3 separate regions of the Homo sapiens genome follow, and regions 2 and 3 are each linked to region 1. A link is a loop called in an ENCODE intact Hi-C map of the cell type or tissue named here. Cell type or tissue: Caco-2. All regions are shown on one strand. Links, peaks and the distances in the headings refer to the core of each region. The heading gives the core; the rest is flanking DNA. Region 1 has its middle 19 kb from the start of DRD5. Region 2 overlaps SLC2A9 (solute carrier family 2 member 9). Region 3 overlaps SLC2A9 (solute carrier family 2 member 9).

Region 1 (10,219 bases), core at 875-8,874:
CTCCTATAGGAAAAGACACATTAACAAGAGAAAAGCAGAGCAAATTTATTTAATCCAAGTTTTATGTGACATGGGAGGCTTCAGAAATGGCAACCCAAAGGCCGAGGGAAAACTGTTGATTTTTATGCATAGGTTAGATGAAGAATGGACAGCCGGATAGAAATGTGATTGAACAAATGGGTATGACCTACTGGGAACAGACTAAAAGGGGACCCAGCAAAACTGTCTGCTCAGATTTTTCTCAGCCTCTCTGTGTAGGCTTCCTTCCTCCCAGGTATGGGGCAGGACCCCTACTGAAATGAGAGTTTTCAAAGGAGAAGGAGAAGATGAGAGTGACCTTTCTAGGTTTTATGGTTTGCTTTAGCAGGAGGGTTTCTAGGTTCTATGACCCATCTTGAGGAAGATAAATTCTGGTTTCTGTGACTCACTTTGGAGGATGAAGGCAAGCAGAAGAGAGGGTGTGAGGAGAAGGTTGGAAAGACCTGGCTTCTGAGTTCCTTCCAATGTCCTTCAGTTCAAAATACTCAGGCTGAGGCACCATGCTTTGGGGTGTCATGTTCTGAGCCCCAACAGCATAACGGCAGCATCAAGACAACCTTTGCAGCCCGGCTTGCATAATGGACAGACACTGGTGCAATCCATGGGGTTGGAAATGTGGAGGGATAACTGGCTGGTGATGCCGGGAGCCTTGAGTTCAGTGTTGGACACATTGAGTGTAAAGTGCCTTTGAGACACCCAAGTAGGCTGTTGGAAATAACCAGCCTGGAGCTGAGAGGTCAGGTTGAAAAGCAGTGTCCGGATGGCAGGTGGGCCCTTGGCCATGAATTAGACCACCAAGGAGAGCCAAGTGAGAAGTCAAGAGGACCTAGTAGGGCCCCTGAAAACTCCAAATGGCCAAGAATAGGCAAAGAGCTACAAACAATCCTGAGAGGGGGCCGAGGGCAGAGACACCTGGAGGGAATGTTCATCGAAGTCACACCCTTCCCCTGCATCCGCCCCTCACTCTGCAGATGGGAGCTCAAGAAGCCAAGGGGCTTGCTCTGTAACCAGGTCACCCGGCTTCATCCTGGGCAAACTGAGATCACAGTCCCCGACTCTCATTTGCCCTCTTCTCTGCTTTTGGGATTTTTTTTTTTCTTTTATACTCTTTTTTGTTTTTTTCTGGGTACATAGTAGGTGCATATATATGTGAGGTACATGAGATGTTTTGATACAGACATGCACTGTGAAATAAGCACATCATGGAGAATGGGGTGTCCATCCCTGAAGGATTTATCCTTTCTTTTTTTTTTTGAGACGGAGTCTAGCTCTGTCGCCCAGGCTGGAGTGCAATGGCATAATCTCTGCATCTCTGCTCACTGCAAGCTCCGCCCCCCGGGTTCATGACATTCTCCTGCCTCAGCCTCCCGAGCAGCATTTTTTGTATTTTCAGTACAGATGGGGTTTCACAGTGTTCACCAGGATGCTCTCGATCTCCTGACCTCATGATCCACCCGCCTCGGCCTCCCAAAGTGCTGGGATTACAGGCATGAGCCACCGCACCCAGCGCATTTATCCTTTCTAATACGAACAATCCAATTACACTCTTTTAGTTATTTGTAAATGTACTATTAAGTTATTATTGACTACAGTCATCCTGCTGTGTGATCAAACAGTACATCTTATTCATTCTTTCTAACATCATCCCCACCTGCCCTCAGCCCCCCACTCCTCTTCCCAGCCTCTGGTAACCACCCTTCTACTCTCTAGCTCCATGAGTTCAACTGTTTTGATTTTTAGATCCCACAAATCAGTGAGAACATGCAATGTGTGTCTTTCTGTGTCTGGCTTGTTTCACTTAACATAATGACCTCCCATTCCATCCATGCCATTTTCTGCTTTTGTACAAGGCACAAAAAGCAGGGCAATGGGACTCAATGGATTTTCCACGCTGCTCTAACACACTACTGCAAACCTGGTGGCTTCAAAGAATGCCGATGTATTCTCTCATAGTTCTGGAGGTCACAAATCCAAAACGAGTCTTCCTGGACTAAAATTGAAGTGTTGCTAGGGCCCTTGGTAGAAACCCTAGAGGAGAATCCATTCCTTGCCTCTTTGGTGGCTGCTGGCATTGTGAATTGTGGCCACATCACTCCAATCTCTGCCTCCACTGTCACATCACCTTCTCTTCTGTAGTCAAATCTCCTCAGCCTCCCTCTTCACTTATAAGGACATTTTGTGATTACATTGCGTATCCATACAGATAACCCATGATAGAATCCCCATTGCAAATCTTTGAAGTAATCTCATCCACAGAGTCTCTTCTGCCAACATCCCGTTCACTAGTTCTGGAGGTTAGGACATGGACATCTTTGGGGGTTATCATTCCCCCTTTCACAGGCTATTTGGGCTGTATACAAACCAGAGATCCGAGAATCATCTTGGCGGCCTCACTCTGTAAGCAGGGAAACGTCTGTCTGTGCTCAGCAGCAATCCCTGGAGGCAGAGACTGGAAATTACACCTGCAACCGTAGTAAGAGCTTGCCATGGGCTGGCATGGGTGCCATACCTGGAGCTGTACATGCATCCCCCACGATTCTCTCAGTGGCCCTTTGAGGTCGCTCTCTTACTGCCACCAAGGTGCAGGGTGGTGAAGGCAACTCAGAGCAGAGACCTGGCCTCGAAGCCTCGTCTCCCTGGAGAATGACCAATCATCAAGAATCTGTGAACACAAGCACGAGAGGCAATCTGAGCCCTTCCCCAAAGCCTCACTGTCCATTCACTCTGGCTGGAATCCTGCCCTACCTTCAGGGCCCAGCTTAGGGACAAGGAGCAACCACATCCTACCTCTGAGGACACAGCCCTCACGTATTTCTGCAATCCGTCTGCAGCTGATGGTCTGAATGAGCATCGTGTCATCATAGCACTTGTAAATTGTTGGAGGGGCTCCTCCACACTGAGGGAATGTGCTTGTTCAGGGAAGGGCACACTCCCCCATTTCTCCCCGAACCACACTTCTGCCATGGGACCCTGCGGACACAAGGGCCCTCCCCTTGCCCTGTTGCTTCATGTGGCTTAGTCTTGCTTAACAAACGTGCTAGGTGTGGAGGCTGAGGCCTGCGTGTAGTGTTGAGGGCAAGCAGGGACCACCTGGAAATGCTGAAAGCATTCTGTTAAAGTGGTGCCTTCCCATCATGATTGCTAGGCCCATGATGAGAAGAAATTGCAGGAAAGCACAACCTGGACCATAGAAAGGACAGATCAGTGGGTGGGGCTTTATGTGCTTATCCCTCCCACCACCCTGCTGCAGACCCCGCCCACACTCAAGCTTAGCCCCTGTGGCTTAGAACCCAAGGGCACTTCTGAGCTGAGGCCGACTTCAGGGAATACTAGTTAGGACAGGTCAGCTGCAAGTAACAAACAAACAAACAAAATACACAGGAAACTCTGACCCTCAGGGCCAAATCCAGCCCACCACCTATTTTTATAAATAAAGTTTTATTGGACCATAGGTGTACCCATTCATTTACACATTGTCTATGGTTGTTTTTAGGGTCGTAGTGTCCACAGAGATCTCATGGCACACCCAGAGCCTAAAATGTTTTCCACGTGGCCCTTTATGGAAAAAGTTCACCCACCCCTGGCTTGAACAATGACAACATTGAATTATCTGCCATCACAAGAACTCCAGAGGAAGGCGGCTCCAGGGGCACACGGAGGCTCAGCAACATCCTTGAGGCCCCAGGCTCCTGTTCCCTCCTCGGCAGGTGGGCCTTTCTTCTCGGGCTGGTTGCTTCATGGTCACAAGCCGGCTGCCACAGTTCCAGGCTTGACTGCCTCTCACAAGCACATTCAAGCCATGAGGAAGGGCAGGCTCCCTCCTCACCTCTTCTTATTTAGGGATCAAAATCCTTCCAGGGTGGCGCAACAGAGTCCCCTTACCTCTCAGTGTTTAGACCAGGGGTCTGTAAGCATTTCCTATAAAGGAACAGATAGTATTTTAGGTTGGTCGGGTCGTGTATGATCCCTGCAGCATATTCTCTCTCTCTCTGTGTGTGTGTGTGTGTGTGTGTGTGTGTGTGTGTGTGTGTGTGAGAGAGAGAGAGAGAGAGAGAGAGATGACCCTTTCAAAATGTACACTCCATTCTTCTCATGAGCCATAGTTTGTCAATGCCTGGTCTGGCACTCTTCACATGCCCACTCCGTGCCCATCTCCAGCAAAGGGTAGCGGACTTACCCTTGATATCAAAGGTCCTTGGCTTAGACCAATCACCCAAAACTGATGTTTCAGAGATGCCTGCCGGAGGAGTGTGGGCAGCTGTTACTGATGTCAGAAAAACAGTTTGAGTGCCACTTCATTCTCCGGCAGGAAGGAGTGATTGGCTGCTGGTCCTCCCCTGTCCGAGGAGGAAGATAGAATCCACCCACCAAGCTGTGGAGAGGTGGACCCCACAGATTCCCTTGCAAGCCACATCTGAGAGTGAGCAGAGGGAAGAAACTCAAGCGTTTGGAGTCCTCTTTCTCAACAACCAGGCTTAAAGCGCCATCTTGTGTCTTGAAGGGGAAAGGAGGTCAGGACGTGTGTGCTAGAAGCAGGCAGAGGATCTTCACCAAAGTCTCAAAAACTAAAGAAGGAAACATGGCGATCCTCAGGGCCTGCAGAGGCCCCGGCCCTTCCCATGCCCTACAATAGTCTGGTCTCATTTACTTCTTGTACTAGCAGGGCAGTTGCTGCCAAGGCCCTCAAACAGGAGGGCCATACTTTAGTTACCTCATCTAGTTGTTTAGAGAGGTAGGCCGGTGGCCTCAGCCAGGGCCCCACAGTTTGGGTGAAAAGTCCAGCTGCCATCTTTTCTCTCTCTGACACATAAAATAGAAAAGGCTTTGTCAGATCGGGTAGCCCCAGGGCTGGGGCTGCCAGAAGTTTTTCCTTTAACTCAGGAAAGACTTGCTGTTGTTGGGATCCCCATTCCAAAGGTTCCCGGACCCCGCCCACTTTGGGACCTCATACAAAGGCTTGGCTAATACTTCAAAGTTTGGGATCCACTGTCTACAAAACCCCACAACTCCTAAGAATTCTCTCACCTGCTTTCTGCCCTTAGGCTCCGGTAGATTGCAAATGACCTGCTTTCTTTCTGATCCTGGGCTGCCTTCCGTCCCCTGTCAGATAGTAAATCCCAAGTAAGGTACCTGCTGTCGGCAGATCTGAGCTTTCTTCTTGGACACCTTCTACCCACAGTCCTCCAGGTGCCGGTGTAGGGCATCTGTTCCCTTGGCACACCCGACTGCCGTGGGGTGTCCCAGCAGAAGGTCATCAACCTACTGGAGCAACACGCAGCCTAGGTCTCTGCTGGGAAACTTCTGGAGGTCTCGAGCCAATGCCTCCCCAAAGATGGTGGGGGGAGTTCTTGAACCCTTGGGGAAGCCCGGTCCAAGTGTACTGAGTAGTGACACCTGACTCCGGATCTTCCCACTGAAAGGCAAACAGCTTCTGCCTCTCGGGGGCTAATCTGATAGGAAAGAAAGCATCTTTCAGGTCAAAGCAGGTGAACCAGCTGTCCTCAGCTGGCAGCAACCCCAACAATGTGGACGGGTTAGGTACTGTTGGAGGGAAAGTCAGTGTAGCTTGATGAAGCAAGCGCAAATCCTGTACCGGCCGGTAGTCCTTGGTCCGTGGCTTGGGAACAGGCAGGAGGGGAGTGTTCCACGCAGACTGACAAGGAACAATAATTCCAAAAGTTCTTAGGTGCTTGAGACGGACCTGGATACCTTGAAGGGCTTCTCTGGGGACCGGGTCCTGTTTTTGCCTAACCGGCTGGGCCCCAGTCTTAACTGGCCAATCCCGGAGGGTTGTCTTCCGCCCGTACTCTTGGCCACCGCTTAGCCAGAGCTGGTCTTCTCTCTTGGCCTGGCTCAGTTCAGAAAAGTCTCCATTCCTCCTCTCGGGGACCATAAGGGTCATAATGACTCCCGTTCTGGGTAACTTTGGCAGCAAAGAGCCGTGCTCTGTCAAAGAGATAGTGGCTCTCAGCTTGCTGAGCAAGTCCCTTCCCATAAAGGGCAAGGGACAGTCAGGCATGTACCAAAACTGATGAATGACTTTATGTCCTCCTACAGTACGAGTCCGAGGCAAGCAGAAAGCTTGCTTTGCTGAAACCCCCATGGCTCCGATGATGTCAATCATCTTTTTGGATAAGGGGGCAACCGGGGCAGTTACTAGCGAATGTTCAGCACCTCTATTTACAAGAAAATCAATGTCTCTACCCCGGACTGTCATTCTGACCAGAGGCTCTTGGGGACGCTTGAGCCTGGTCTCCCTCAGTCCAAGAACCCTTCTGCCAGGTTGAGCAGGGCCCCTTCCTCCTCGTCCGGGGCCTCCTGCTCTGAGTCACCTTGTTTTCTTTTGAGCTGAGGGCACTTGTTCTTCCACCGTCTTATTTCTTTACTATAAACACACTGGGTACGCTGCAAACTCTGACAGCCAAGCTGAGTTTCTTTCCCGGGGCCCCCCTTCCCTTGCCTCTTTGGGGGTCCCCTCTGATTGCTGCAGCTAACAACCAGGTCGGTGTTTCTCCAGGCCTGACCTCCATTCTCTTTGCCGTTTTCCTTAGGGCTTGCTGCATCCCTGTTTACAAACACCTGGCTAGCTATTTCTAGTAATTGTGGTGGATTCATCCCTGCAAGCCCAGCCTCTTTCTGCAGTTTTCTTCTCATGTCTTCTGCATTTTGACGGACTAAAACCATGTGAATCATGCACTGATTTCAGGGCTATCGGGATCAGAGGGAGTATACATACGATAGGCCTCATGCAGTCTCTTGTAGAATTGTGCTGCACTTTCTTCTTTTCCCTGAATGACCTCAGAGAGCTTGCTAACGTTTGTGGCCTTCTGAGCTCCCCTCATTAATCCTTCCAAGAGAGCTTCCCTGTCTCGGTTTAGCCTTTGCATATCCTCTGTTTCATGTGGGTCCAACTGGGGGTCGGTTCCTGGTAAATGGGTCCTTCCATACTCTTGGGGGTTTTGCTAATCAGCTGGTGCATGTTCCTCTAGCCACTTAGTTGCTGCTTGCAGGACTCTCCGCCTTTCTTTGCTGTTAAAGAGGAACATGAGCAACTGGTGCCAATCAGCCCAGGTGTGGTTGTGGGTCTGGATAATAGTTTGGAGCAAATCAATTAGAGCTTGTGGCTTTTTGGTATAGGGCGGTGTATTGTTTTTGCAGTTGAGAAGGTTGACGGAGGTGAAGGGCTGGTACCCAAAAACGCCTCTCCACCACGTGACCATCCTCATCTATCCCTGTATACCGCTGCTCTCTCAGGGGCGTTTGTATCCCCGTTTTGGGTCGTAAACGAGCTGCCGAGGGAGGGGTGGAATGTGACTTACCGAAATTAATAATCTCAATTATTAATTGACACTAATAATGATCAATATTAATAACTGATCATATAATTTTTAAAATCAATACTGATAATAATGATAATTAATATTAATAGTTATACTAACGATAACAATAAATGATTAGTATTAATGATTAATGATGCCTGATATTAATAACTGATGTTGATCTTATTCATTAGAAAACAGTAATATTAGCTCCTAATAATTAATATTAATATTAATAATTAATAGCAATATCACTATTAATAATAAAAAAGATATCAGTAATTAATGTTACTTCAATCAATCATAAGTGATGTTGGTAATAAAACAATAATTAATATGAATATTAATAACTAATATTAAAAGTGTCATTAGTATTAAAATTAATTTTAATCATGCATAATCATACCTTGAAAATAATCATTAATGATTAATAACGTTATACTATTAATTAACATTCCCATTCATAATTATTAATAAGACTGATCTTTAATAATTCATAATATTATTACTGCTAATACCGCAGGGGGTGTATACCTACCTGTGATATTGTTCTTAATATCCAGGGATGGAGAGCACGATATTAGTTTTCATATCGCAGTAGGTGTACACTCACCCTGTGACACCAATCCTAATACCCAGCGGGTAGAGTATGAAATGACTGCCAACATAGCAACGAACGTACAGCCACCTGGTGATATTGCTCCTAATATTCACAGAAGAGTATGATATTACTCCCAATATCGCAGGGAGTGTAAACCTCTTCTGTGATATTGTTCCTAGTATCCCGAGGGGGAGAGGATGATAATAATTCCAGCATCACAGGCTGTGTTCACCCAGCCTGTGAAATTGTTATTAATATCCTGAAAGGGAGAGGATGATATTGCTGCCCATAATAGATAGATATGACTCCCCATAATAGAGCAGGAGGTGTACACCCACCCTGTGATATGCTTCCTAATATTCAGAGGCCGAGAGGCTGATATTGTTCCCAATATCGCAGGAACTGTACACCCCCCTGTGAAATTGTCCTTAATAATATTCCAAGGCGGAGGGATTGATACGAACACATAGATGGCAGAAAGTGGACACCCCCCAGGGATATCGTTCCCATGATCCTGGAGGGAAGAGGAGGATATTACTTTCAATATCAGAGAAGGTGGACACGCCCCCACTGATATTGTTTTTAATTCCAACGTGGGAGAGGAGGATATGACAAGTGATATCACAGAACTAGAAACATTTCTGTGATACTGTTCTCAATATTCAGGGAGGAAGATGATGATATCACATCCAATACAGACGGGTGCACACCCTCTTTACACCGAGGGTGTACACCTGTCTGTAAAACAGTTCATAATCCCCAGAGCGGGAGATGATATAACTCATGATATGGTAAACAGGCTGTGAGTCCACCGCGGATCCTAAGAGCCAGGGGGACAAGAGGGGCTGGCTCTTACTTCCCGCATCGCGGGGGGTGCCTCACCCCCCTGCGATGGGGGTCCTAAGAGGCAGGGGGGGCAAGAGGGGCTGGCTCTTACTCCCCGCGTCGCGGGGGGTGCCTCACCCCCCTGCGATGTGGATCAGCATATCCAGGGGGCGATAGGGGGGTGATATGTCTCCCCGCGTCGCTAGTGGCGTCTACCCCTCTTCGATGTGGATCATCATATCCAGGGGTGGAGAGGGGGGTGATATTACTCCTCGCATGGGGGGGTCGCCTGCCTCCCTGCGATGTGGATCGTCATATCCAGCGGGGGAGTGGTCGGTGCTATTTGTCTGCGAATCGCGGGGGCACCCGCCTCCATGCGATGTGTGTCTTCATATCCAGAGGGGGGAGATGGGGGTGATATTATTCCCAGCATCGAGGGGTGCGCCTGCACCCCTGAGATGTGGATGGTAATATCCAGGGGTGGGTGTGGAGGGTGATATTACTCCCCGCATCGCGGGGGACGCCCGCCCCCCTGCGATGTGGATCGTAATATCCAGGGGTGGAGCGGGGTTGATATTCCTCCCCGATTTTTCCTAGGATCTTTTCTGTACTGCGACCCTCGGTTCACACCCTGTGACATTATCTTCCATATTCTAGCAAGATGAGGCTGCTAAAGTCGCAGGGGGTATTCACCCTTCAGTATTATTCGTAATTTTGTAAGGGAATGTTAAACGTGATGTCACAGGACTCTGCACACTGTCTTGCTATTCCCAATATCCTAGCTTTACCTTAATAATAATGTCACATTGTGTGTACACCTTGTGGTGTTATTCTCATTTTCCTAAGGGAAGGTTGCTTTTATTGTCACACGGGGTAAGTTCCTTTTGTTATTATTCATAATGTCCTAGAGGGATGTCACCCCTTATGTCACAGGGTTTGTACACCTTGTCAAATTACTCGTATTATCCTCATAAGATGTCACTCCTCATATCACAGAGGGTGTACACTCTGTGATATTGTCGTCATATTCTAGGGAAATGTTACTTTTATTGTCACAGAGGATGTACACCTTGTGAAATTATTCGTTATAATTTTGTGGGGTGTTACCCCTAATGTCACATGGCGTGTACACACAGTGATGTTACTTGCAATATGCTATGGAAGTGTTGCTTGTAATTCACAGGTCCTGTACACCCTTTAATATTCTTCGTAATCTTCTAGGAAAACGTTACTGCTAATGTCACAGGGCGTGTAGAACCTGTGATAAAATTCCTAATATCCTAGCGGGAGTTCACTACTAATTTCACAATGCGTGGACACCCTTTGATATTATTCGTATTGTCCTGAAGAGATGTTACTACTGATGTCCCAATGCAGGTACATTCTCTGATCTTATTCGTTATATCCTTGGGGGATGTTACCTCTAATGTCACAC
Region 2 (10,219 bases), core at 1,279-9,278, 250 kb before region 1:
GGCAGGGAGGCCTCAGTTTGAGTTGCACTTCTCCATCTGTGTGACTTTGGCATGCTCTCTCCAAGCCCCAGCTGACTGGGCCAACAGCGTCTCTGGTAGACTGGGTGTGTACATGGAATGAGGCTATGGTGGCAGGCTGCCCTGCCCCGCACTTGCATGGTGGTGTCCCTCTTCTCACCCTCCCCAGGGCATGGCACGGGCAGCAGCACCGTCGGTCAGTGGGCACCCTCTGCCCGTGCAGTGAGTGGGGAGCGGGTGGAGGGCACAGGCGGGCCACACAGGCAGGGGGCTCCGGGGAGCACAGCTGAGGCAGGAGAAGATGGCCCCCACCTGCCCTTCACCAGCCTCTGGCAGGGGCACTTCACACCAGGTGCTCCCAATCTGATGGGGTGCAGACCAGGGAGGAGTTTGTGTCCTCTAAGGTCATCGGGGCTGGGAGCAAAGAAGGCACAGAGCACAGAAACGATGCCCAGCACAGCCCAGGGGCTCAGAAGAAGTGGTATCTGTGCCGAGACTCAGAGGATAGGTTTAAAGAGAAAGAGTGATAGAGAACAGGCGTTTCATCTGAAATGTGATTCTGTTCCATCAGGGATCCCCATTCAGCTCAAGCTCCTCTCACTGCAGAAAAATATTCTGGTACTACATTTCAATTGGCAGCACCCATCCCCAAGGCTTATAAATGTTCCCTCTTGCCCCCGCATGTGATCAGCAGCCTCTACGGAGCACCTCCTCTGCAGCAGGCTCCTCAACAACATATGTGGCCAGTGCTGCTATTAAGATCCCATTTCACAGGTGGGCAAGCTGAGCCCCAGAAAAGTCAAGTCACTTGCTCAGACTCCTACAGCTGAGGGGACTGGCCCTGGAGGTAAAGCTGATATCACTTGGCTCAAAGCCCCAAAGCTCTATCTCGTGGCTGGTGGCACTAGAGGAGACAAACGAGACTGGCAGAGCAGGTAAGTGGCCATCAAGAGACCCGCATTCCCTTCCAGACGGGATTTGACTGATATGGGTCCCTGAACCATGGATCCATATGTCTTCTTCACTGTTGCACCCCCACAGCTTTGTCAGGGCCTGGCGCCTACAACACACACACACACACACACACACACACACACACTCACAAATATGTCAAATGATGGCAAAGAAGGTGCCTTCCGGAGCACCTGGCCCCTGTCCACTTGGCCTGTATTCCCTGACCAGCTGAGGACAGCCATCCCTCCTGCCCTGGCTCATGCCAGCTTGTCAGCCTTTGCCAGGGATCCAGGTGTTTCTGCCCTATGGCCCTGTACTGGTGGTGGCTGTCCTTAGATGGGGCTGCAGGGCAGGACAACACCAAGGCAGGCGCCCTGTTCTCTGTGCCAAACCTTGCATCTCTACGTCTGCAGGTCCTTGTCCTGAGGCTTGGACCAGCCCCTGTAGTTTGACGCCTCAGACTGGAACAGTATGTGCATGTAAGCGTGTGTGCACATCTGTCTGGCTGTCGGCAGTCTCAGGCCCTTGGACAACGGCACTCAGGTGACGGGTCAGCAGGGGACAGTGCAGTGGTGACTAGAGGGGCACTGCAGCCAGGCCACCTGGACTTCAGTCCCCATCCTAGACAGCACCAGCCACGCTCCCTGCCCCTCTTTCCTCACCTGTAATACAGGACATAACAGCACTGATCTAAGGACTCAGAGACAATGCGCAGAAAAGTGCTTAGAATCACGCCTGGCTGATAGCGCTTGGAGTCTGGCTTTGCTTTTTTCTGTCTGGGTCGGACACTCGCCAACTTCGCTGAAAGGATCGTGTGGAGCTGCCCAGAGCAGCTGCTGAAAACTGCGTTTCAGGAATCCTCACGCAACCCGGAAGGAACGCAAGGGCGTGGCCGCTAAACCTGAGGGCGCCCGGCCTGCGCACGCGGACCTGGACTGGAACCCTACTTGCAGGTCCCCAACTTGCGTCTCTTCTCTCTGTCTCTACCCCAGCCAAGGACAAAGACTTCTCCTCCGGAAGGCCTCCCCCAGCTGAGGGAACGTTCCAGGTCTTCCCTCGGCCCTGGCTGCGCGCCCGGTGCCGGCTCTGACGTGGTTTCCTCTCCCCTCAGGACTGGTCCTGCTCGCTCCTCGTGGCCTCCCTCGCGGGCGCCTTCGGCTCCTCCTTCCTCTACGGCTACAACCTGTCGGTGGTGAATGCCCCCACCCCGGTGAGTGCGCGCCAAGGCCCGGCAGAGGGCGCTGCGGCCCTGCGGAAACCTTCGGGTGCGCAAGGGCCCTGGGCTCCAGCGCCCCCTCCTGTTGCGCTCGCGGCGCGGGACACCGCGGGGACAGAGATTAGCCCCCACTCGGGGGAGAGGGGAGGCACAGAGACAGACAATGATGACACGGGGACAGGGGCGGGGGATGACAGTTCTTGCGGCTGGAGGGCGGGTGTCCTGGGAGAACGTTGGGAGACTAGATGAGAGGGGGCTTCGGAAGTCCCGGGGTGGGGTGGGGGGCGATCCTCTGGCCCCTAATGCCGGGGAAAGAACCAGGAGGGGCCTTATGCATGGAAACTTGGACATTTTCTTGATTTGTTTTGTTGTTGTTGTTATCTATCTATCTATCTATCTATCTATCTATCTATCTATCTATCATCTTTGAGATGGAGTCTCACTCTGTCACCAGGCTGGAGTGCAGTGGTGCGATCTCGGCTCACTGCAACCGCCGCCTCCCACGTTCAAGTGATTCTTCTGCCTCAGCCTCCCGAGTAACTGGGGCTACAGGCATGCACCACCACACCCGACTAATTTTTGTATTTGTAGAGGTGGTGTTCCGCCATATTGGCTAGGCTGGTCTGGAACTCCCAGCCTCAAGCGATCCGCCCACCTTGGCCTCCCAAAGTGCTGGGATTATAGGCTTGAGCCACTGTGCCCGGCCTGGTGTTGTTGACTTTAAATTACAACCAGAGGCCACTCAGGTATCTGCTGGATAAGACCCATCTTTGGCTTGTGTTTTACTCTGAAATCAGATCCAGGTGCAATTCTCCCAGGCCCTCTTCACATTGTGCCTCTGGTTTGCAGTTAAAGGTTGGGTACTGCCTACCTAGGCTGTAAGGTTTAGATGCTATCCTGTGGGTGCTGGCTTTGGCTTTGACCTACCACCACCCACAGGCAAGGGCAGGTTGGAGGCTTGAGGGAAGCTTTCCTGCAGGAAGTGATGCCTGACTAAGTTTGGAAGGTGGAGTGATGGATGGGGGGCCGGGATGTAGGACACATCTGGGGAAATGCGGGGAGCTCCAGGTTCTTGGAGCACAGGCCGTTTTGGAGACACGGATATAGGACACATCTGGGGAAATGCGGGGAGCTCCAGGTTCTTGGAGCACAGGCCGTTTTGGGGACACGGATGTAGGACACATCTGGGGAAATGCGGGGAGCTCCAGGTTCTTGGAGCACAAGCTGTTTTGGGGGCAGACAGGAAGCAGGCTGAGGACAGCCCTGGGTGCCTTCCAGGCTTTTCCTTGCTTGGGAGTCCAGCATCCTTGTGTACAAAACATAGGGGAAGCCTGGGTCAGTGAGTTTCAAAGGTTCCCATGAGCCCTGGAATTTTGCAGAGGTGCCTCACGGATCTAAGCACTATTTGCGCAGGTCAGTTCTATGTTTAAAAAGTCTGTTAATTATTTGACATTGTTCATTTCTGTTGCTAAAAACTGTTTGAAAACCAGGGGGCCTAGATGGCTTCAGTAAGCACTGCCAACAGTCAGTGATCTTTGATTTTGTCATTGTGACGTCATTCCAAGATGGGGATCTGGCTTGTCGATATTTGTCTTTGAAAGAGGGCTAGGAATTTGGACTCTTGCTTCATCTTGAAAGTTCATCAAAACATCCAGGTGAGAGGTGGGGGAGAACCTTTGCACTCATGGCTTGTGGAGCAGAGTTATGTGAAACTTACACCTGGGATAGAATGATATGGGTTCAAGCACTGACTATGGGAACATGAGGACGGAGGAATCCCATTACTCACTTATTCATTCAGCAAGCATTGTTGAGAGTTTATAATGTATCCAACTCTGGGGATCAGGGAAGACAGCCTGGAGGAGGTGGTATTTGAGCTGAGTCATGAGGGATGTGTAGAATTTCCACAGGTGTCAAAGGGAGGTGGGGAGCTGAAGCACACACACAGAGGCCTGGCTGTGCCCACATGGTGGCATATTAGGAAGTTAGTAGCGTGTGATGTGCCAGTACCTAGGGGGAATGCAGAGCTGGGATGAAAGAAGAGGTGGAAAAGCAGGATGGAGTCAAAAGAAGAGGGCCTAAGATCTTAGGCTGAGGAGTAGGATTTTAGTCTTGGGCAGTAGGGAGCCATGGCAGATTCATGGGGGTGGGGGTTTGCAACTCACATTTTTTTAATTAAAATTTATTTTTCTTTAACCATGACACACCCTCAGGAGGTCCTGAGAACACGTGCCTCCTTATTTATTTACTTATTTAATATGCTCACTGTTTTTTAGAAAAACAACTTTGGTGTCAGTGAGAAGGACAGGAGGGGCCAGAGCTTAGAGGTATTTAATGGGAAAGACCATGGTAAGCCAAACAGAGAGAGTTTAACGTGCCCTCCCTCCGTTTCGGGAAAGGAGATTTCTGAAGATCTACACAGCCAGGGTGGCCTTTACCGTTCTTAAGATGAGTGACACATATTATGGCAGCATCAGTAAGAGCACAGATGGAAAAAGCCCTCATGAGGTGCCGGCCCTCCTCCATGTACTTTTCATGCGTTAATCAGCTCAGTGCACCCTCATGACAGCCCTGTGAGGTATGGATCATCATTATCCCCATTTTACAGATGACGAAACTGAGGCACACTGTTCACTGACTTTCCCACAGTCACATAATGAGTGGAGCCAGAGTTTGGCCCTGGGCGGGCTTCTGGTTTCCCAGGCATCAGACACATTTTCAGTCATTTTTAAAACAGATCCTTTCTGTGCCAGGCAGTGTTAGGCCATGGGACTTCTTGTTTGGGATATCGGAGCTCTACCTCTGTGGCCAGTATGCGCAGCAAGGTGTTCAGTCTTGAGACATCACAAGGCGCTTTTTAGCCTGGTGTCCTTTGAACCTCGAGACCACGGCTCGTCATGCATACTTTAGAGGAGCCCAGAGCAAGCACCCCGAGGAGGCCTTGAGTCCAGGACTGAGCCATCTGCCCAGATCCACGGCCTGGGAAGTGTCATCCCCAGTTGGGTAGCTACTTCCCAGCATGTGCTCTCTGCCTTTGAAGAGGAGCAGAGACTGTGATGGCCAGCTCATCAACTCTGCCAAAATGTACTGCATGCCAGGCGCATTCCATTCTCAGAAATACAGAGACGTCAGTGTCTTTGGCTGTAACAAAACAGCACAGCCTGGGGTCTTCAGCAAGACATTTATTTTCCCATACTTCTCCAACCTGGAAATCCAAAATCAAAGTGCCGGTGGATTCGTTGTCTGGCAAGGACCTTCCTTCTGGCTTGCAGACGGCCTCTTTCTCACTGCCTGTACATGGCAGAGGGAGGAAGAGTGCAAGGGAGCAAGATACTCATCCCACCATGAGGCCGCCCCCATGACCTCTGCTAACCCCAGTAACCTCCCAAAGGCCTCATCTCCAAATACCATCACATCGGGGTTAGGGCTTCAACATGCCCTATCCTTGCAACAAAAATGTCATGCAACATTTTTGGAGGGGACACAATTCAGGTCAAGGTAGTTAATTACTGATGTTACCTTCATTTCATGAACAAAGAAACAGAAGCTCAGTTTAAGCAACTTGCCCAGGTTCACACAGCCAGGAGGTGGCAGTGTTGGAATTCAAACCCAGGTCTGTCTGAATCCAAGATCCGTGCCATGCTCTCTGCCCCTCCTTCCTGCCCCTGACCACTAATGGCAGGCGCCAACAGTCCAGCCATGGGGGGAGTTTGGCATGATCAATAAAGGCAAAGAGGAACAAGGGGAGATGGGAGGAGCCACAGCAAGCCCAGGGCTACTTACCTGTCCATCTACCAACCAAAAGACAGAGCAAGGTTTCACTGCAACAACCCTAGGGGCTCAAGCATAAGGTGGATGATGCTGCCATCGTGTTACAAGCAGGCACCTGTGATTGTCTGAATCCTGTCCCAACCCCTCCCTCCCTCGGGGTTCTCATAGAGCAATTCTCATAAAGGACCTGATCTAACTGAGAAACCGAAGACAGCTTTATTATTAGCTAGAATCATTCCCCAAACTCTTCCCCTCCCTATGGGGTTTGGGGTCATGTAACCTCTTCCTGCTCTGCCTAAAGGTCCTGATGTTTTATGTTTACTTGTGCTGCTTTGTGAGAAGAGAGGGGTAGCTGTTCAGGCAATCCTTCAGTGCCCTTCCCTGGGTGTTGACCTTGCTGTATCTGGGGTAGAAAGATGAAAACGACACACATCCATGTCCTCGAGGTGCCCCAAGACCAGCAGCAGTGACAGAGGCTCAATAAATAATCACCAGTGAGACAGGCTGCATGGAGCCACAGGACAGCTGAAGGACTGTATTCTACCTGGGGAGGTCAGTGGGGCCTCACTGGGGCTTGAAAGAGAGAGCTCAAGGCTTTCTGGGAATGGTGGAGACCTAAGGGTAGCTGGATGTGGGGTCCAGTGGGGTGGAGAGGTAGAGGCTGGAAAGGGGAGCTGAAGCCAGATCAGAAAGGTTGCAGAGGCCAGAACAGGAGCATGATCCAGCACCACCCAGGCTATGAGCAGGCTGAGGGCCAAGGCTCGCCCTGGGAGGCCCTTCCGAGGTGGAAACTGCCCTGAGTGTGAGCTGAGCAGGCCTGCACAGAATCCCAGCTCAGAATCCTGCAGAGAATCCCAGGCACCATGTAGGTGCCTCTGTAAAGGGCTGGTGTCGAGCCCCTTGTGAGGTCGCTGCGAAATGAAAGGAGATGTGATGCTGGAGGAGCTCAGCCCAGCGTCCAGCGATCACCTCGAATTCTCTCTTCTCCTTGCAGTGGGCTTAGAAACGGGTGAGTGAGGCAGCCCCAGAACCAGGGAGACCAGGAACAGAGCAGAGCCTCTAAGGAATGGAATCTAACACAGGCTGGAAGGACCCAAGCCTGGCAGGGGTTTAGGGTGTGAGAGCTAGGCTTCACCTGGGGTGCTGGGCTCTCGAGAAGGAGAAAGAAACCCTTGGAACAGAAGAGGTGCAGATATTAGTGCTGCTTTGGAGTGCGGGGAGGGTATCTGCTCACAGAGATGATGAACAAAGGCTGCCACCAGGGGGTGGTGTGTGGATGCTGCCCCATGGGAAGGTGTGCTGCCTTTAGCACTGGCCCAGGCTTGTAAGTCCTCGGCCCAGCCAGCTTCGCCTTTCCAGCTGTTAGATAACTGGGGGCCCAGGTGATCGGGGCACAGACTCCAGGCAGTGGGCATTTACCTTCAGGGCAGGCAGCTTGCACTGTTAGAACAATCCATGCAGTAGCTGCCGTTGGCCCTGCTGCCACCCAGCCTCAACCTTAAAAACGCTCAGTGCTCCTCTCTCCTCAGATATTTGGAAACTTTCTGTAATGCCGAAAATGAAAATAACTCGCCTCTGGGCACCAGCTCTGCACTTGACCCAGGTTCAGAATTGTGTGCACACTGGATCCTTGTTATAATATTGCAAGGCAGCTATCACTAACCCCCTTTTAAAGGCGAGGAAACTGAGGCTGAGGGAACCCAATACATCCAAGTTTCAGGGGTGGGACACTTCCTAAACATTCCCACTGGCTTCTCCTCAACACAGTCACCTGGATGTGCCTCCTGGCCACCCAACTTTCCAAGAATCCCCAGGATCTGACTACTTTTCATGCCTCATTTGGAAGAGAACACCTGCACCTCGTGCATCCACAAGGGTCCTTGGCCAGCTTGGTGGATGGGATGTGAACAGAGGTGCTGATAGGCCACATGAGGCCTGGTTTATGGCAGCATCCCTGGTTATGGCAGCACTGAAGAAAGATCTTCAGTCCTTTCTTCCCCCAGATGGCAGAGAACTATTAAACGCACACTGGACTTTGCATGAACTGGCAAGAGGTTCTTATTGTCCTTAGCTGTTGAAAATCAGGGTTATCTGTGCTGTGCTGGTGCGTTGATCACCAAGATGAACACCACAGTAGCTAGGCTCTATTCATTCTCTACACTAAACCCTAACTGGTTTCTCTGTTTCCACTCTGGTTCCTACAGTTTAGTCTCCACCCAAAGGCCAAAGGGATCCTTGACAAATGAAGCAAGATCATATTGTCCCTCCGCTCAAAACCCACTATATCTAGAAAGCAAGCCAGACTGTGGTGACTTACACGGTACCTGGGGCCGTGACACATGACACATGACAGATGTGACCACTCTGTCATCATCATTTCCCCCCTCACTCCCTCTTCTCCATTTACACAAACTTCTCCCCACTTGCTGCCCCTCAAACACACCGCACGCTGGAACCTCAGAGCCTTTGTGCGTGCTGCTCCTGCTGGCTGCAGTGCTCTTCCCTTGATTTTCCTGTGCACTCTCCTTTGATTACTTCTTGCCTCTGCTCAGACGTCCCCTCCTCAGAAATGTCTTCCCTGACCAGCCTATCCAAAATGGCACCCCTCCATCACGCTTTAGCCCTCACCGAATTTATTTCTCCTCATGGTATTTAACACTACCTGAGATATGACATATTCCTTTACTTCTTGTCCTCCTTCCCTTCACTTTAGAAAGGTCCTTGCTTCTGCAGTGCCAGCACCTAGAACAATGTCTGACACATTGTAAGCATTTATAAAAAATATTTGCTAAATGAGCAAATGGATAAATTTAAATTTAAAGTGAGTCCAAGGCAAGTCCTTAGGTCTCTTCACTCTCAAACAAATTGCCAGCTGTGAGTCTGTCCTATGGAAAACTTCTGGGACCACCTCCACCATGTTCACAGATGGGGACTTGGACACTGGTCTGTCTAATTCCTGAGTATCCCTTCTTTCTGTTCCACTAGGCTGATCTGCTGCATTCTGTGAATCAGCAAACGTTCTGTGAAGGTCCAGCAAATGTTCTGTGGAGGTCCAGATAGTGCGTGGTTTTTCTTTGTTGGCCATATGGTCTCTGTTGCAACTACTGAACTCTGCTATGTAGAGATAAAGCAGTTATAGATGATATGTAAATGAATGGGTGAGGGTATGTGCCAATAACATTTTATTTACGAAACAGATGGTGGTCTAGGGTTTCCCTTGCTGGCCAATTGTTGGCTAACCCCTGTGCTAGAGGTTTTAGAAAAGGGAGGAGGCTCTTGTAGATTCCTTGTGTCATTAGTACCTCTGGGCAGAGGGCTGGCTGGCTGAATAATTAATCCACAGCCTATGCTGCATAGCATCTAAATAGGAGCACCTAAATCTTCCTGAAGATGTTTGCTTTCTAATCTCCTTTCTTTTGTTCATGTATTGCTGATTGTCTAGGCTTTGTCCTTTCTGTTTCCAGTGACTAGCTCCAATTGGCATAGTTGTATCTTTCTGTCTATCCATCTACTTACTTACCTGTCTGTCTAAAACATCCTGAAGTTATTGTAAAAGACTGCCAAATTTAGGGCTAATTTGCATACCAATCAAATGTAGCCTGAATTTTCAGACAGTCATGCATGCAAATGTGCTAATCTGAATCCTTGAAAATGGCTTCAGATTTATGCCATTGTAATCGTTGACCTTTAGTAGGAAAATGTTGCAGTGCCTGGAACCTGCTTCATTATACTGCTAGAATCATCTGGGATGATTGCCAGAGTTGTGCTGAAAGATGTCCTCTTGGTACCTGTGAGCACCCAGTGTCTAGAATCCACCTGAGAGGTTGTTAAGGGCTGGATGGAGACCCACAGACTGGAGTGGGGGGTTCTGAGCCCCAAGGGACATTCTCTGGGGACTGAAATGGGCAGACAGGGCTGATACAGGCCTGGGTGGGATGGTGGTGCCTGGGCAAAGCATGAGTCAAAGCTCCTCTTGCTCATGGGTGTTGTCCACAGAGCCTACAGGAAGATTCTGGAAGCAATGTTCTAAAGAAATGCAAGGTCTGTGGCAGGGCCGACAGTATGGAGCCCAGACTTCAGTCCAAAAGGGCCCAACCAAGACAAAAAACAAGCCAAAGGGTGAGGGGTTCAAGAGTAGCTGATCCATGAGAAGCAACTATTGAGGTGATGGACCTGGATGGATTCCTGACCTGGGACTCACGCACTTCCTATGATTGTAGGAGGATCCCACATTGCAATGAGCCCAAGAGAACAGTCAGC
Region 3 (10,219 bases), core at 969-8,968, 140 kb before region 1:
TTTGCTCATCTGTAAAATGGACATAACCATTCCCACCTGTGGTAGGCAAAACAATGGCTCCCCAAGATGTCCACACCATGATTCCCAGAAGCTGGGAATATATTACCTTACATGGCACAAAGGAATGTTGCAGGTGGGACTAATCTTGAGATAGGGAGCTAACCCTGGATTACCCAGGTGAGCCCAATATTATCACAGGGTCCTTGTAAGTGAAAGGGGGAGGCAGGAGGGTCAGAGTCAGAGAAGGAGATGTGATGGTGGAAGCAGAGGCAGGAGTGACGCCATTGCCAGCTTTGAAGGTGAGGAAGGGGTCACACGCCCAGGAATGCAGATGTTCTCTAGAAGCTGCAGCAGGCAAGATTCTGCCCTGGAGCCTCCAGAAGGAACCAGCCCTGCAGACACCATCGTGTTTGCACTGCAAGATCTATTCTAGACTTCTGATTTCCAAAACTATAAGATAATCCACCTGGGTTGTTTTAAGCCACTGAGTCTGTGGTAACTCGCTACAGCAGCAATAGGAAACTAATACAGCATCTGACAGAATTATGGAAACAAAATCCAAAGTGTGTGAAAGCCACTCCCCTGTTCCTCACAGAGCATCAATATAAGGTAAGTTCCTTGCACTTTCCAAAGTTATGTATATATAAAAATATCATATTTATATAGGTTATATATATAATATGCATAATATATTATAATGTTTATATATTATGTATTTGAAAACAAGGAAATAAAATATGTAGATATATTTTATATATTTATTGATATAAAATATATAAATATATAAAATTTATAATATATAAAATATATTTTATATATTTATATAATATACAAAATATATTATATATCTTGAAATATATTTGAAAAGAAGGCAATAAATATATTTATATATATACAGTTACATATGTAATAAACACACAAATATATGTCTATATATTTCATCCAGCCCTTTGAAGTGATTGCTTATCCAAAAAGACTTTCCAATTTTTTTCATTCCTCTTATGAGATTTTGACAGTCTATTAAAATGGCTCAGGAGGCTAATAAAGTTGAGAGGGGAAAGACATCTTTGCTCATTTGATCTGCAATTAATTTTGGCTCAGGGCGTCAGTCATCAGCTTGGGGAACTGTAAATAATCGCCATCTTTCAGAAACAGCTGGTTTTCCAAATTGATTTGCCTGGCACAGTGTTAACTCTCTGATGAGTGAACTTCCAGTGAGCGTCATTCAGGCCATGTGGGGCAGGAGCTTTGTGGGGTGAGGGCTCACTCTTGAGAAGCACAGACTCTGTGCTTTTACAAATCAGGGGTCAGAATTCACAGGAAGTCATTCTGATTCACTGCAGTACATTTTCATAATTAGCAAGAATGGAATATGCTCTTGACTTGTAGTAAAAAAAAAAAAAATCCTTATGGTTTCTGTTGCCTGTAGTCTCCATTGCTTCCCAATAAATTCGACAATTTCAGAATCAAAGGCCTCAGAGTTTACTGCTGGAACTCAGGACACTGGATCCAGCCCGTGTGAGAGCAGAACGTGGTAAAAGGGAGAAAGCAGGGTGATAGATCATCTGGGCTCTGTTTCATACTGGCCCCGCAGCTGCTAGCTGGGTGACCTTGAGCTAGTCACTTAACCTCTCTGATACCCATTTTTCTCTTAGTGAAAGTGGCAATAATAACAGATCTAAGCCTCAGCAGGTATTGTCATGGGAATCATACTGTAATTCACAGTGCTTGGCATAGAGAACATACTCAATAAATGTTCACTATTGTTATGGGTTGAATTGCACCTCCTCAAAATGCATGTGTTGAAGTCCCTAGTACCTCGGAATGTGACTTGAATTGGAAATAGGATCATTGCAGTTGTAATTAGTTAAGGTAAGATACGGTTATACTGGAATAGGGTGGGCCCCTAATCCAATACGACTGTCCTTATGAAAAGGGAAAATTTAGATGCAGGCATACACACAGGCAGAACGCCCTCTAAAAATTAGAATTGTGCTGCTGAAAGCCAAAACACACTAGAAGCCAGGAGAGGGCCCTGCAACAGACCCTTCCCTGGCGCCTCCAGAGGCAGGGCCCTGCAGACACTTTGATCTTGGACTTCCAGCCTCCAGAACTGTGAGACAACACGTTTCTATTGCTGAAGCCGCTCTGTCTGTGGGACCTTATCACGGCAGCCCTGGGAAACTCACGCAGTTACTCTTGTTATTAATATTCCTGAAGAGAAGCAGACATGGAAAATGCCGAAGCTGCCCTGCTACCTCTCAAAGACTAGAAGACGAGCCCAAGGCCAGGATGCTTCTTCCTCCAGCACTCAGCAAGTGCTCACTTGGGCCCCTGCTCTGTGCCAGTGGACAAAACAGACAAAGGTCTCTGCTGTGGAGAAGGAGAGCTCCTCATGGGGTCACAGACAGTGTAACAAGGGAGTACCCCACACAGTGTTTTAGAAGGTGAAGGATGTTATGAGAAAACAGTAGAGCAGAGAAAGGGGAATGGAGAGACGGGGGCAGTTGCCATTTTAAATATTGTGGTCAGGCTCCAGGTGAGCCCAGCTGTCTGGGAAGAGCATGTCAGGCAAAAGAAGCTGCTGAAAGAAAAACCTTTGGGAAAGAGGGACACAGTGAACCTGAGCAGCTCGAAGGCAGATTAATTCAGGGCAGCCGAGGGCATGTAGGGTGGGTACGCCACCTATCAGGAGCTGCAACCTTTGATAGAGGGACAAAGCCAGGCAAAATGTCTCTGTAGAAAGTGAACCAAGAAACCAACCCCTGGCCTCATTCTCTTTCTTTTGCCTTCTGATTTCTGACCTCTGATTTCTGATTTCTGCTGAAGCCGCCTAGAGGTCAGAGGGCAGGGAGCTTGTTGATTTGAGCCAATGGGTCTCCCTCTAGGACAGACAGCAAGAATCTGAGAGGTGACAGGGATGTCTGCAGCAGCCCAAGGCAGGGGCAAGGATGTGGCTGCCGCTTGAGGGGCCAAGGGGCTGGTGGGGGGGCATGGGGCTTGAGGGGATTCAAATATGGTTTGCAAATCTTTTCTCCCATTTTGTAGGTTTTCTCTTCACTCTGTTGATTGTTTTCTTTGCTGTCTATAAGGCTTTTAGTGGACAGGGGTGTTAAAAGGAGAGTGCCAGGTCATGCTTTAAATCCCTCTGACTGCTGTAGACAAAATAGATAATGGCAGAGGGTGACAAGGGTAGAAACAGCGTTGTCACAAGGCTTGGAGAGAGGCCGGTTTTCCCTGTGAATCATCACACTGACATGTGCTCTAGAACTGGCCTCGAAAGGACTGAGTTCAATTAATTTCCCTTGACAGACATTCCTTTTTCATTGATAAATAATGATTCTATGGCATTTCTATAGGTCACAGACTAGAAGAAACTACACCCTTCCTCCACTAAAATACTAGATCAAGTCCCCAGTTTATTTAACAAATGTTACAGGACCTTAGGAGAAATGAGGGTTGTAGCAAGCAGAAACAAAGCTAGATTTTCCCCTTGGCTCCCAACCCAAACCCCTGGGGGCCTGAGCTCAGTCTGAGCTGGGTGGCATCCCCAGATCTGAGAAGTTAAAACTCAGGCTAAATGGCTTTTCATGTTCAGAGCTTAGATCAAAAGCATTAGTGTTACCATTGCCTGAGCAGGAAGCAGGCAGAGAAATGTGGACTCTCGTTGATATGGTTTGGCTCTGTGTCCCCACCCAAATCTCACCTTGAATTATAGTTCCCACAATCCCCATGTGTCATGGGAGGGACCGGTGGGAGGTAATTGAATCATAGGAGCAGTTACCCTCATGCTGTTCTCATGATAGTGAGTGAGTTCTCATGAGAGCTGATGGTTTTATAAGGGACTTCCCCCTTCACTGGACACTCATTCTCCTTCCTGCCACCACATGAAGAAGGATGAGTTTGCTTCCCCTTCCACCATGATTGTAAGTTTCCTGAGGCCTCCCCCGCCCTGTGGAACTTTGTCAATTAAACCTCTTTCCTTTGTAAACTACCCAGTCTTCGGCAGTTCTTTATAGCAGCATGAGAATGAACTAATACTTCTGGTTATGACAGGTTATCCTCATGGGGTGAGGACTGGGTGGGGATGAGGAAGGGAAGAAACAGAGTCAGTGCCCCAGCATCCCCAAGCAGAAAAGGTGGGGTTTTGCCCTGGAAGCACATTCCCCTGCAGTTTCCACTCCCACCCACCCCAAGCTCTGAATAATATCTTTTAAGTAAGTAGCTCTATTTTTGAGTTTGGCCAAGGACATACCCACAAGTCCGTTCCTGCAGCTCACCCTCTGACTCTTGGGATGTGCTCCTGAGTCTTTACTTCCCACCAAATTTTCCTGATTTACTCCCCATCCCTCTGATAACATCCTTTGGCTCCCCTGTGTCCGGCCCCACCAGCTTCACTCACCAAAGGAAAGTGCGGATGTGGCTCATGGGATGCAGGGTGGAGACAGCATTTACCATCCCCTTGTGTCAGTTCTAAGTGGCGGCTGTTCCCACTGCCCACTGCCCTCTGCCAACTCGATGCTCCTGCTATGGAAGCCCTGACTCCTAAGTCATCTGGACATCCAGTGTCTCTTTCTCTGCTCCTTGAAGAGCTATTTTTTTTTCTACTTGCCCAAATTTCCAAGAACAATATGAATGTATCCTCACAAACCTGTTGAGAACCACATTTTGCCTTTTTTGAGAAGAGTAAGAGCATGAGGGGGAGTGCTTCACTTAGAAACTGCAGAAGCTACGGCCTCAAGCCAAGCTTGTAAAGTGACCCAAGTGGAGGAGACGTCCACAGGACTGGAGAACTTGGAAAAGCCTGTCTGCTGCCAGCCTTTCCTTCCATCCCAGTTGGCATGGGATGGAAGGAAAACCCATGTCTGTTTTGCACTTTGGCTGAAATATCTCAAGACATTTTAATTTGTTATACTTAGAGATCATGGGCCACCCTGGGATGATCATTATTTAAAACACAACTCTCATTTCTCACACCTTTGGCCCAAACAGATACACCGATACCTTTTATGCACATTCATCTTTTAAGCAGAAATTCCCAAAAAAGTTTGTTTCATTGAATTATATTCCGTTTTTAACTTAGAGAGAGCCTGTCCCAAGCAGAAAATTGTTTCTGGCACTCTGTCCTCTGAACATAAATTTTAAAATTTCACTAACTTGCAATAACCACAGCTTTCCAAGGTCTTGGCTTCTTTTTAGAGAGATCTGTGAAAGTAAAGATTAGCCTTTGCATGTTTAAAACAGGATTACCAGCAGCTAAAAGTAATACTGGAATGTGAAATTGCTTTTCATGTAATGTACCTTGGCCTTCTGTTCTCTGCAGAGGGAGCTGCGTCAGTGATAATCACACCATTCTCTGCTCCTTTCTCCCATCCTTTTGCAGCTAAAACTTTGACAATAATCCAACTTCTGACTAGAAAGTCACCAATTGCTCATGTGCCAAGGGTTCCTCAGGTACTCCTCCATTCCAACATGTCAGGATTAGGAAACAGCTGTTTGGGATGCCTGCGGGGTGGCCCTCATCTGGGCCACATCTTGCCCCAGCATTTACATTTCTCTCTGAAAGAGTCTCAGTTGTCTGCACCGCTTTGGCTGAGTTATTAGGGGAAACCTCATAGAGTTGCTTTAAAATGTAAATTTGAAAGAGAGAAAGAGAGAGAGAGAGGGGGAGGGAGGGAGAGAGAGAGTGTGTGTCATGCATCATGTTTAAAGAAATGGCCATAGTAGTTGTCATGCATTCAATACCATTAATGGTTGCTCAACGGAGTACGGCTCTAGTAAAGCCTGTTGAGGAAATCACACCAGCTGACTAAAGAGGGAGCTCTTGCCTTTGGCTGGGATCCCTGCAGGGAGCAGTCAGACAGGACGTCCTGAGGGAGGCAGAGCCCAACCAACAGGGCTTCCTCCTGGTAGGCTTCTAGGGCCCCTGCGCACAATCAGTCCACACGGCCCACAGACCCAGAAGCATCAAGCCAGGCAAGGATGGGGATTATGTAAATCAGAAGAATTTAAAAAGGCCCCGGCCTGGAGTTGGACACAGAGAATGGGGCATCTTCTACGACCAAAAGGCTCACCCTGGCACAGGGAAGAACTCATGTAGGACGCTGTAGTCCCTGAGAAAGTCAGGAACTCCTGCCATGCACGGAGTACCGCATGCAGTTTATATAGAGAGATATACACATTGAATACAATATAGACAATGAGCAATAAATAAAGTGTATATAAAGTAATGTATGTGAAATAATATGAAAGCACATTACATCAAATTTGGACGCTTTAATTGAGATAAATTTGAAATAAATTAAATTTTAGGCGATATTTTCTTGCCCTCCAGCTCTTCCTTTTTAAAATGTTGTTTATTGTCATATAATAGTTGTACATATTTGGAGACTACCTTCCTTCTTTTTTTTACATACATTCAATCATTTAGCAGGCAACATTACAAGCCCTGCCCTCCATCAGGTGTTAGCTCCTTGTGTTGGTTTGCCCAGGCTGCCAAAACAATGTGCCACAAACTACGTGGCTTAAACAACAGGAATTTATTGTATCACAGTTCTCAAGGCCAGAAGCCTGAGAGCAAAGCATCAGCAGTGCTCACTTCTCCTGAGGGCTGTGAGGGAGAATGTCCCGTGCCTCTCTCCCAGCTTCCAGGAACTTACAGGTGATCTTGGGTGTTTCTTAGTTGGCAGAAGCATCATCCCAACCCCTGCCTCATCTTCAGATGACATTCTGTCTGTGTATGTCTTTTTTTGTTTTTGGTTTTTCTGAGGTGGAATGTCTCACTCTGTCACCCAGGCTGGAATGCAGTAGCACAATCTCAGCTCACTGCAACCTTTGCATCCCAGTTCCAGCGATTCAACCTCCCTCCTGCCTCAGCCTCCCGTGTAGCTGCGATTACAGGCATGCACCACCACACCTGGCTACTTTTTGTATTTTTTTTAGTAGAGACAGGGTTTCATCATGTTGGCCAGGCTGGTCTCGAACTCCTGACCTCAAGTAATCCACCCATTTTGGCCTCCCAAAGTGCTGGGATTACAGGCCTGTGTGCGTGTCTGTCTCCGTGTCCACACTTTCCCTTTTCCATTGGCTCAAGGACACCAGTCATCATGGATTGAGGCCCATCCAAATGATGTCATTTTAACTGAATCACCTAAAAATAAAGACCCTATTCCCAAACAAGGTCACATTTTTTTAACTGAATCACCTAAAAATAAAGACCCCATTCCCAAACAAGGTCACATTCTAGGGAATAGGAGATTAGGATTCCAATATTTCCTTTTTTGAGAGAATGCAATTCAGCCCATAAAGCTCCCCAAGGGCAGAGACTCCTGGCTCTGTCTTCTCTGTGCCCCAGTGCCAGTGCTGTTGGAGGCTCTCAGTGACCTCAGGCAGCTCACACAAATGAAGGGAGAAAAACTTTGGGAGCATGTGCATATTCTTTTGATAAATGTGAATGTGTATTTGCCTCAGAAACACTGGGGAGAGGAAGTAGAACACAAAGGTTAAGAGCAAGACTCTGGAGCCGGAGTGCCTAGACTTGAATTCTGACTCACTGTGCAACCTTAGCCAGGTTGCTAAACCTCTCTGAGCCTCAAGTTCTGGATATAATAGTGGATGATAACAGCACCTACCCCAAGAAAATGTAATCAGAGTTAAGTTATTAATATATATAAAGCAGCCGGAACCATTCCTGGTACATAGCAAGGATTGTAACAATGTTCAAACATGGGAATAAAGACAGCATGAGATTGGCATAAGGGCAGCCCCACAGATCAATGGAACAGAATGGAATCCAGAAAACAAAAAGTTGCTGAAGTAATTCAATGAGGAAAGGATAGTCTTTTCAACAAGTAGTGTCATAAAAAGTAGATATCCACATGGAAAAATGTGAATGGCAACCCTTATTATACCATACAAAAAATTAACTCAAAATGGACCACGTATCTAGACATAAAAGCTAAACTCTAAAACTTCTAGAAGCAAAGGAGAAAGTTTTGCAACATTAGGATAGGAAAGATACAGAATCACAAACCATTTTTCAAATGATACATTGGATTTCATCAAAATTAAAAACTGTGACTATTTAAAAGGTATTGTTAAGGAGATAAAAAGGTAAGTCACAGACATGGAGAACATACCTATAAAACACATTTGAGAGGGGACGTGAATTCAGAATACATAAAGAACTCTTAAAACTCAAAAATAAGACCAACTGCCCACTTGAAAATGAGCAAAATATATGAACACATGCTTTACCAAAGAAGAGTTCCAAAACATCAAAAATCACATGAAAAGATCTTCAACATTGTTACTGTCACCAGGGAAATTAAAACTAAAACCAACAGTGAGATACCATTGTTCACCAAAATGGTGACAAAAATTTAAATGGTTGATATAATACCACGTGTTGCCAAGGATGTGGAGTAACAGGAAGGCTCATCCACTGCTGGTGGGAACATAAAATGGCACAACCCCTTCAGATAACATTTTAGCAGTTTCTTATAAAGGTTTTACCCATCCAACTCAGTCATTCCACTTATACATATTTACCCAAGAGAAATCAATGCACAAGTCTACATGAAGACTCAATAATCATAATGGTTTTATTTCTCAGAGCTGAAAATTGGAAACAGCTATTGGGTCAACAGGTGAATGGAGAAACAAATTTTGGTATATCCATGCAATGGAATACTGATCAGCAATACAAAAGAACTGTTGATATGTACTACAAGAAGGATGAATCTCAAAAACACTGCAATAAGCAATATGAAATGATAAATCGAATCCTTGTGCTGGAAAGCAGATCGGAGGTTGCCTGGAGTTGGGGGAAGAGACACAAGATAATTCTGGGAAGTGATGGAAATGTTCAATATCCTAATTGTAGTTGTGGTTATAAGGTATATACATTTGTCAAAACATACAAGACTGTGCAATTCAAATGGGTACATTAGACTGAATGAAAACTACACCTTTATAAAGCTGCTTCTTAAAATCCTAACCAGAACAAAAGGTTCCCATTATTATTTCACCAGAGGTCCCAGCCCTGTGGGGAAGGGCACTGGGTGCTGGGTGAATGGCTGCTGAGTGGATGGGTGACCCCATGGCTCCAGAGTCCCCAGAGGGGTTTCCTGGGAGCATTAGGATTTTGACAGTCATCCCTAGCTGACATCAGTAGCCTTCAGTCTGCTGTTCGTCTGAGTTAATGTCTTCACTCATGATTTTAATGTCAAGTGGAAATACCACGTTCGCTCTAATCCCTTCCAACAGGCTGCACTTTAACTGGACTTAAAGGAGGGAGGGAAGAAGAACAGAGCCGGGAGACTGATTGTCAGATGGGAGGGTTGTTTTTATCCCTTCTTTCTCTTTCAAAGCTGTTTCCCTGGTGTCTTCCTAGACCATCTTTAAAGATCATTTCTGAATCAGGGAGAATGTGTTCAGCCTTTCATTGGCTCAAGTTACTGGTTCATCAAGAGACTTTAGGGAAACGAAACAAAAAGCCACATGTCCCTCACCCCACCCTTTCCAAAGTATTTGAACGTCAGCATCATGGTGTAAGATAATGGTTCTCAACTGACTTTTGTAAGCACACTTTCTGACTCTGAAATTGTGGGTGGTGCACTTGAAACTCTTTTTTAAAAACTTCAAAATACTGAAATCAGTAAACATATATGTTAATTTCCGTAAAACAATGTAACACATGATAAGCTTAGTGTAACAATATAACACATATTAATCTCATTATAACAATGTAACATGTGCTGATCTCCCTATGACAATGTAACACATGCTGATTGCAGTGTAATAATATCTCCCAGCAACTGTGATGCTCTTCCATGGCACATTCTGTTGTCATTTCAGCACCAGGTCACTGGATACTCTAATCCAACTCCCCTAAGAAGCTTAGGAGACAGAGTTCCTGCATATTCCAGTTATGAACAACCTTCATTTTCAGCAACAGCTTAACTTTTGGCTCTGTCCTGTTAGCCACAAGAAAAGCTGTGACATCTTTAGATTGTACCAAAACCATATTTTACACAGTTATGAAAAATTGCCAGTATGGGTATTGGAAATATTTGGTGATTTGGAAAGAATAAAGACATAATACAGGGGACAGAGATTTGCATCCAACACTTCAACTAAATCTACTTTTTGGTGTTTTTAAGTCAAAACTCTCCGGAGAAAATCAGGAAAACTGACAGACAAATAAAATAATAATCAC

Evidence for each region. Hi-C counts contacts between places; a loop is a spot of excess contacts. Peaks named below come from ENCODE experiments on the same cell type or tissue, not always from the same donor. Only the 100,000 strongest peaks of a DNase experiment are listed, where the experiment ranks them.
Region 2: it touches region 1 in a loop (16-fold over the local background); 103 of 110 quality-filtered maps call a loop at or near these places.
Region 3: it touches region 1 in a loop (21-fold over the local background); 48 of 110 quality-filtered maps call a loop at or near these places.

Annotation. Positions count from the first base shown.
Region 1 is chr4:9,757,575-9,767,793 of GRCh38, reverse strand. No RefSeq gene overlaps it. Among named protein-coding and RNA genes, the nearest start is that of DRD5, 19 kb to the left of the region's middle. RefSeq lists a silencer at 2,516-2,565. In Caco-2, for the core only: CTCF peaks have their summits at 2,488 and 4,524 (motif pointing left); a DNase peak (open chromatin) is centred at 4,523.
Region 2 is chr4:10,010,938-10,021,156 of GRCh38, reverse strand. SLC2A9 (solute carrier family 2 member 9) reads left to right here. Exons shown (of 12, transcript NM_020041.3): 2 at 2,084-2,182. It overlaps LOC124900664 (a long non-coding RNA gene), which reads right to left. Exons shown (of 2, transcript XR_007058026.1): 2 at 4,504-10,219. Among named protein-coding and RNA genes, the nearest start is that of SLC2A9, 5.4 kb to the left of the region's middle. RefSeq lists enhancers at 1-178, 5,911-6,010 and silencers at 2,192-2,351, 7,260-7,319, 8,838-9,132. In Caco-2, for the core only: CTCF peaks have their summits at 2,234 (motif pointing right), 5,571, 5,771 (motif pointing right) and 7,218 (motif pointing right); DNase peaks (open chromatin) are centred at 2,126, 3,696, 5,787 and 7,226; H3K4me3 peaks cover 1,303 bases.
Region 3 is chr4:9,894,446-9,904,664 of GRCh38, reverse strand. The region is part of intron 8 of SLC2A9 (solute carrier family 2 member 9); the gene reads left to right. Among named protein-coding and RNA genes, the nearest start is that of SLC2A9-AS1, 89 kb to the left of the region's middle. In Caco-2, for the core only: a CTCF peak has its summit at 5,806; a DNase peak (open chromatin) is centred at 5,834.